Regions from separate parts of the Homo sapiens genome. Here all the other regions are linked to region 1. The links are chromatin loops, found by intact Hi-C in ENCODE. Cell type or tissue: endothelial cell of umbilical vein. All regions are shown on one strand.

Evidence for each region. A loop is a pair of places that touch in the nucleus more often than their neighbours do. Peaks named below come from ENCODE experiments on the same cell type or tissue, not always from the same donor. Only the 100,000 strongest peaks of a DNase experiment are listed, where the experiment ranks them.
Region 2: it touches region 1 in a loop (7-fold over the local background); 91 of 110 quality-filtered maps call a loop at or near these places.
Region 3: a loop joins it to region 1, with 11 times the contacts of the local background. A loop is called at or near these places in 56 of 110 quality-filtered maps.

The regions. Positions count from the first base shown.
Region 1 is chr2:205,674,920-205,677,419 of GRCh38, forward strand. No RefSeq gene overlaps it. Among named protein-coding and RNA genes, the nearest start is that of NRP2, 6.3 kb to the right of the region's middle. In endothelial cell of umbilical vein, a CTCF peak has its summit at 1,186 (motif pointing left); a DNase peak (open chromatin) is centred at 1,172.
Region 2 is chr2:204,324,641-204,327,140 of GRCh38, forward strand. No RefSeq gene overlaps it. Among named protein-coding and RNA genes, the nearest start is that of PARD3B, 220 kb to the right of the region's middle. In endothelial cell of umbilical vein, a CTCF peak has its summit at 953 (motif pointing right); a DNase peak (open chromatin) is centred at 961.
Region 3 is chr2:204,258,929-204,261,428 of GRCh38, forward strand. No RefSeq gene overlaps it. Among named protein-coding and RNA genes, the nearest start is that of PARD3B, 290 kb to the right of the region's middle. In endothelial cell of umbilical vein, a CTCF peak has its summit at 1,359 (motif pointing right); a DNase peak (open chromatin) is centred at 1,383.

The DNA.
Region 1 (2,500 bases):
AGACTCTACCCATCTTGGATCTTCAGTAAATATATGAGTCTAACAAATGTGACCAAGAGCTGGTGCCTTTGATCCTAAAATAAAAGTTTTCACTGAATTTTGATGAGTAGCATTGGGCATAGAGTTTGGGGCAGCTTGGGGAGTATTCTACCTTCTGAATCAGATTCAGCAAATAATAAATGGAGGCATATGGTCCATGCTTTATCTGGTGACTCTAGACCAGAGTTTCCTAAAATTGTTGTCACTTTTTTAAAGGTGGGGAGGGAAAGTTTGGATTAGAAAGAGAGAAGAGGTTACTAGCTGAAAGTGATCATATTTATTGTGCTCTAGAAACGATTTCCCATTTAATATTATTCCAGCATAAATGTTGCCCCTGCATTCCATCCACAATGCAAAACATCAGGGAACAAGCTCCCATGAGAGCTTGTTTCTGCTTAATGTACCCTGGGGGAAAGCCTAGAAAACATTAAAGCAGTAGCTAGGCGCTTTAATGAAGTTAGCCTGCTGAAACCAGGGGAGGTATGCCCGAAGTACACCTGAAAGCACTTTGATTATCGCATCGGCTTCAAAAGAAGCCCCTTCCTTCGTTTTTTAGCTCTGCTGCCCTGAGAAATAGAATTACACCTTTATATTCAGGTTAATTTTGCTGTCTTGCTGAGGCCTGAAAGCATTTCTAAGCACTCTGAAGATGTAAGGGAAGCGGGCTGTTCCTCTCCATCCTGCCCGCCACGTCGCAAGCCCAAATGGACAGAGGGTGCTCAGAACCCTTCAGTTTGAAGCATGTCCTAAGAATGTAAAGTCCAGCACAATAAATGCCTTCCAGTTCTGAAAAAGATAACTTCCTACTTTCTGCTAACATTGAGTCAATCGGGTTCCACAGGTTTGCTTTAAAAAAAAACAAATCAAACCAAAACAAAACAAAACCTCAGATAATCCCTGGCCTTCATAAGCTATCCCTCCCCTAACACACACGCTGCCTTTAGCTTTTTAATATCATCACCTCGCTCTCCATTTCCTTTTGTTTTATAATGCTTGTGTTTCTTTCTTTCTTCGTCTTCCTCTTTTTTCCATTTTTCTCTTTGGCTGGTCTCTCTGCTTAGCATTCCTTTCATTTCCTTTTGCATCTCTCTTCCTCTAGGATTTTAGTTCCTCGTTTCTGCTTGTTGTTTCCTTTTCTGGTCACAGCTGCCCCCTAATGGTTTTCAAGATCATTACTGCTTTGGACTAGAGGAAAGAGGGAGGCAAAGAGCTAGAGAAGGAAAGTTAGAGAGAAACATAAAATGTGTCTTTGCTTTTAACTTTGCCATATCGTCTCAATATCTCTGGAAGAATATGCAAAACCTGCATCAATGGGGAAGAAGTGAACTGGAAAACTAAGGGACAGGTGTGAAGTTTGTACAGGATACTTTTTCGTGTAATTTGAATTTTTAAAAGATGTGTACTACTTATTTTCTTTTTTATTTAATTTTGAAATAAATAAATAGTATCTGAGTCTGGAGACTGAAAAAGAGACTGCCTCTATAAATGATTTCTTGGTTGCAGCAGGAAAGCAAGCGCCATGCCAGCCCCCTCCCCATCAGTGTGCTCATCCAGATACTAAGGGTTGATTGGCAGCTCAGTAAACTATGTAGGAGTAAATATGACGGAGGAGAGTGGGAACTAATGACTATGGTGGGTGTGAATTAACCCACCCTGGAGTCTCCTCAATAGCAAAAGGTCAGCTCCCTGACTACTGCCTTTCCATCAAGACTTTCACGCTCAAATTAGCAGCTATTGCCATCATAATGTAACAATCACCTGACATGTAGATGTCTAATTAAGGCACCATAAGTCACAGGTTACAAATTTGAAAACAGCAATAGCAACAATAAAAAAATCCCTTACAAATCTGTGGGGGATTTGATAGGGTACATATGCATGTGAATGAAGGCAAGGTAATGTGCACTAGTGGGTGGAAGATTCAAGTTTCCAAGAAAATTCATCTATGAATTTAGTAAGAGAATGGGAATTTTCTCTTCAAAATATTTCTGAATGATTAAAAATTTCATATCGTAGCCCTAAAATATCCAATTGCATAACCTATAAGTGCTATGACGTTACAAATACATTCTTGGCCTTTGGTTGTGATTGCCAAGTGGAATCTGTATTTTTTATGATAGGCTAGAAAAAGCCTTGTTGAAAAATATCTCCTCAAAAAGCCCTGCCAAGATGCCTGACATACTCATTAGCACTCGCTGTTTGGGAAAAGTACCCAATGCAAATACTATGATGATGGAATATCCATTGAAGCCCCATCCATGCATTAACAGTTTAAGGATAAAAGAGCATTAATTTCAACTTGCTTAGGTTGGCCTACAGAATTCAGACTAAAGCCTGTTTTAAATCCACGAGTGAGAATGCGATCAGGAAAGAGTCATAGCCAAAACTCAAAACCAGATAAGGTTAAAAATCATTCAAGTCAACCCATCATTCTGTAGGTGAGAAAAGTGGTTCCAAATTG
Region 2 (2,500 bases), 1.4 Mb before region 1:
ATATGTTCAATTTGAAGTTGTACCTAGGGAAGCCCTGGCAGAAGACACAGGAGACGTACGGAATGAAGCAGGATTTAAGACAGACGACAACAATGGGTTGGGGGTTGGTTTGCGAGATACTACTCTCTTACTCAGTTGGTATGGCTCCAAAAGGCCTGGAAAGATGCCAGGAATGAGCAAAGACCCACCAAAATAAAACAAACAGACAACAAAACCCTACCATAAACAACGAGAAAACAAAAAAGACAGAAAAACAACCCATCAGGTTGTATGAGGTTGTAACGGAGTTCTGTCTATGAGATGCTTTCGGGGTGACCAGGGTACACTGGCTGTTCTTGTCTTCCACCCCAAGGCAAGTCAGCACCCCCTAGAGCCAAGGAAAACTCACCGGAAGCTGAGGGGGACAGCAGGGAGACAAGAGTGGGTGACTACCATATTACGTAGAGTGTCAGCTCCATGAAAACAAGGATTGCCTTTCTTGTTCAGTGAAAACCACAAGTGCTGGGGACATAGTAGCCTCTCAATAATTATCTGTTGAATGAATTTCATCATAATGTTGCTAACATTACCCTGCCATTCCTTCAATACCTTAAGTTGTGGATCTACTGTATGGGATAGGAATGTGTCATTTTTTTCTATCAACAAACACAGGGATTCATTTCAAATGTAGATTATCATTCTAGACTCTCACTGTGTTAATGCCTTTTCCTAACATTTGAGGGAAACAAATCCAGGTCACATATATCATGTTCTATTTCACAAATTCTAGTAAGGCTCAACAGTAGTGCATGTTATTATTACCTAACTTTAGAGTGGACCAATAGTATTTACAAAGCGGTATAGGATGTTACAGTCAAGGTTTCAGCCCTTTTCCTTGAAGCCAATTACACCCCAAGAGATTTTTTTTTGTTTTGGAGGGTCATGACAGAGGATATCCCCTAGGGGGCAGTGTGTGCATATGTTTCAACCAAGCAAGGAGCGCATTTCATGGCCCGAGGTAATTGCAAAGGCTACAGGAGATCGGGGAGTCTAAGACACGAATGCACTATATGAAGTTGTCCTTTAGGCAGAGCAGAGTGGAGGCGACCTGAAAGAATTGCTCAATAGAAAAAAACCTAGTGACACAGCAGAAAATTGGGGGATGGTAACTTTCAAGGCTCCAGCCACCTAAATGCTTAAGGTTCAACACAGGAATCATTTGACACGCTCCTTAACATTTGCTAAGGGGTTTTTAATATTTTTATTTATTACATTTTATATTTCATGTTTCTGACATCCATACAGAATTGTGTTTCATTTTCTTGTCTATTCTAGGTGGCAGTTCAAATTCAATTAAAGTTAACCAGTTTTAATTGAGTAATAATAGTTGATAATGTATTATTGAGTGCTTATAATGTTCTGAGTGTTTTACTTACATATTACTTTAGTTAACGTTTCCACATCACCATGAGGTGAGGACTGTTAATATTCTCACTTTACAGATGGGAAAACTGTGGCATAGAGAGTTTACACAACTTGCCCAAGCTTAATAGTCTGAGTCGAGGACACATTCTCTTAAATATTTTACTATGTCACCTCCCAAAGAAGTGCCTCTCTAACTTTTTAATTTAATTTAATTTTACTTTTGAGAAAGGTCTTGCTGTGTCACCCAGGCTGGAGGGAAGTGGTGCAATCTTGGCTCACTGCAGCCTGGACCTTCTGGGCTCAAGTGATTCTCCCACCTCAGCTTCCCAAGTATTAATAGCTGGGACTATAGGCATGTACCACCATGCCCGGCAAATTTGTTGTAGAGACGGGGTCTTACTATGCCCAGGCTGGCCTTGAACTCCTGGTCGCAAGTGATCCTCCCAACTCAGCCTCCCAAAGCACTGGGATAACAGGCCTGAGCCATGGTGCCCAGTTCCTCTCTAACTTTAATGAGTTCACATATCACTTTGAGACCTTGTTAAAATGCAGATTCTGATTCAGTAGATCTGGGTGGGGCCTGAGAGACTGTTTCTAACAAGCTGCAGGTGATGCCAATGCAGTTGGTCCGTGGACCACATTTTGAGTAGCAAGAACCTAAAAAGGAGTGTGTATTGAGGGTAGAGGGATGTGAGGATATAAAGATGTGCATGGCGTAGTCCCTCCACTCAAGCAGATTATATCTGCTAGAGAAGGTTAGGGCAACTACACAAGTGGTGTATATTATGAAAGAAAGTGTATGTCCAGGGCCACAGAGGCACAGAGCAACTCAATAGGTACTAAGTGAGGGACTTTCTTCTAGGATAGGACAATGCACTTCAGGAAGGACAAGCAGGATGAATGAGGTACAGTTCCTGCCTGTGAGTCGTTTGCAAGCTGGTGGGGCAAGGTCAACAGACACATAAATAACCCTAGTACGGGCGTAGGTTTTACAAAAGAGGCTGCCCAGGATAATTCTGGGAACAGGAAGGAGGGACAAAATGAGGGAGGTGAGCATTTCTTTTTCTTTCTTTTTTTTTTTTTTGAGATGGAGTCT
Region 3 (2,500 bases), 1.4 Mb before region 1:
TTTCCTAGTTTTGCCTTTGAAAAGCAGTCACACCAGCACAATCCCCTCATGCTAAGACACACAGGAAAACTTAAATATTTGAAAACCTTTCATTCATGACATCAGTCCAAAGGTCATCAAACAAGCTGTCAGGGGACTATGCCTCCAGTTAAATGCAGCAGCCATAAAAGCACCTATGCCTGGGAACCATCTCCCTAGCAACAGAGTTCCTGATGGCCAATGGACACTCATTTTGAAGCACTAACAGGGTTTTTGTTTTCAAAGCATATCTACTTCTTCTACTTTGATTAATCAACATCATCTCTTCTGGTGTGTGTTTAAGTGAAACAATAGATTACTGCTCAGCCACAGTTGAATGACAAAGGGTTTTCATGAATCTCAAGAAGAAAAAGCAAAAAAGCAAAAATCTACAATGGATTTTGTCCAAAGGGAAAACTTAAAAACCTCTCTTTTCCTTGCTGCCTAAGTTCTTGTAAGCAATTATGTTTAGAATAGTCTTTTGAAGCATGAACCATTCCTCTCTATATCACCAAAAATGTGGGGTAGTCCACCTTTTTCAGCTTTCTTTTTGGCTTAGGATACTTGAAACCTTACAGATAATTCATGCTTGGTTTATAAGAGTAACATTTAGAATAGTGCCCCAAATCATCTCCCAGTGATTCTTAGAACTCTGTTTTTTCAGACTCTGGACTCTGACAACTGTTTTGGACTTGCCTTTTGTTTCTGGCAGGGAGGGTTAAAATGTGTTTAGGAAGATACATTTCTCAGGGAATTTTTTTTTTTACTCTCTCTTCATTGGAATCCTTTTCTCAGCTTTAGACAGTTTAATGATTCTATGACACTAGGAATATGTCTGTGATGACTTTGCTTCACCTTCTTATGTTGGGACCAGCATTCTTGAATTATTCCAATACCCCTTAAGGTCTTCATCCACACTTGATTAAGATACTTAAAACAAACAGAGGCACTCCATTAAAATGTATCATCCATTAGTTTCTGGCTGAGTTTCTCCTCTAAATCCCTAAACACATGTGAAAAGGTAAAATAAGGAAGTAGAATTCTGTCTTGAATTCAGTTCTAAATACTTAGATGATAATTCTTGACTTTTAAGTCAAAATGCTCGTTCACTGCCTGGCAAGGAAGAATACAAAAGAAGCCATGTGCTTGATTTTGTATGTAATGAACATGTACTGAAATGCATTTGCTTTTGTCTTGCACATGCTCATTTTAAAGATGATCCATACAATGGATTGAGACTGAATTTTCTTCTAGGCTTCTTCTAGGAGGGGCACTAAATGGGGTGGGGGAGCTATATTAACAAGCGGGTCTTTCATGGAGTCCTAAAAGTCACCACGAGGTGGCAGACGAGCACAATATGAAGAAGGAATTACATCCCAGGGGGCCAACTCCTGGGCTCTGCTAATGGCTTGATTTTCCACTTACAAGCAAGAAAATGCCATGGAAACTTTTGTTTCCTCTTTGAGTGAACGAGGAGGGAAAGGGATGGGGGAGACACAAAGTCCCCTTCCACTGTGTGTTGTCTGCTGCCCCATAGCCACATCTGGACATTATAAATCACGCGTTGTTGGAGTTCAGCATTTTCTGATCTTAGCAACAGCCCCATTCTAAGCAGAAGGGAACCAGTATGTTTGGTTCAGCTTAAAAACAACTAAAATCACAGGTTAATGGGAGGAAAGAAAATAACTGTACCAGAGGAAAAAGCAACAGTGGAGCTTTTCTCTACAACCAGTACTGGGCGAGTAACTTTAGAACATAACAGGTTGCTGGTCCCAGCTGCCAATTAGTTCTTACCCTGTAACTTGTTCCTGCTCCCACCACAGGGACACGAAACTGCATGCGAGTCTTACAATAAAATTCCCTCTCTGTTCATAGCTCCTCCCACTGCCCCCTGTCCACCACCTAATTATTTATTATTATTATTACTTTTTAATCTTGACAATTGCTTGATATTCCACAGAACCTGCTTAGAAAAGGTGTGACATTGCTGCCTTTCAGCAGAAGATCACTCTGGGTGTTGCAGCTGCTGTGTTCTAGCTCAACTGAGTCTGATGCCTCCATCTGCCTGCCTCCTGCATTCCCCAGCTCATGGATCTCCATGCAAAATACCTTTAGACCATTTGCACTAGGATCTGTCTAATCTCGTTAGATTTCTCATTTTCAGCATAATACTGTCATGGTGCTGTGCACCAGTGCCCCAGATTAGTGGCTTGTCAGAATGGTGCCCCACTAATGAGCTAATCCAAATAATGCTCAAATCCCAAATCAGATTTAAGACGATCCAGTCTGGGTAGAATTAGGGAGCAAGAAATCCTGGCCCAAAGAACAAGCTTTCATTTTCTTTGTTTCACCTTAAAACAAAATAGGGGGAGTGCCTGTCAAACTCCAGACTTTTTTTTCCCCTTTGTATGACATTAACCTCCATTACACAATTGGGAATAATAAACAGAAAAGAGTACATCTGTATGGATTGGTATAAATT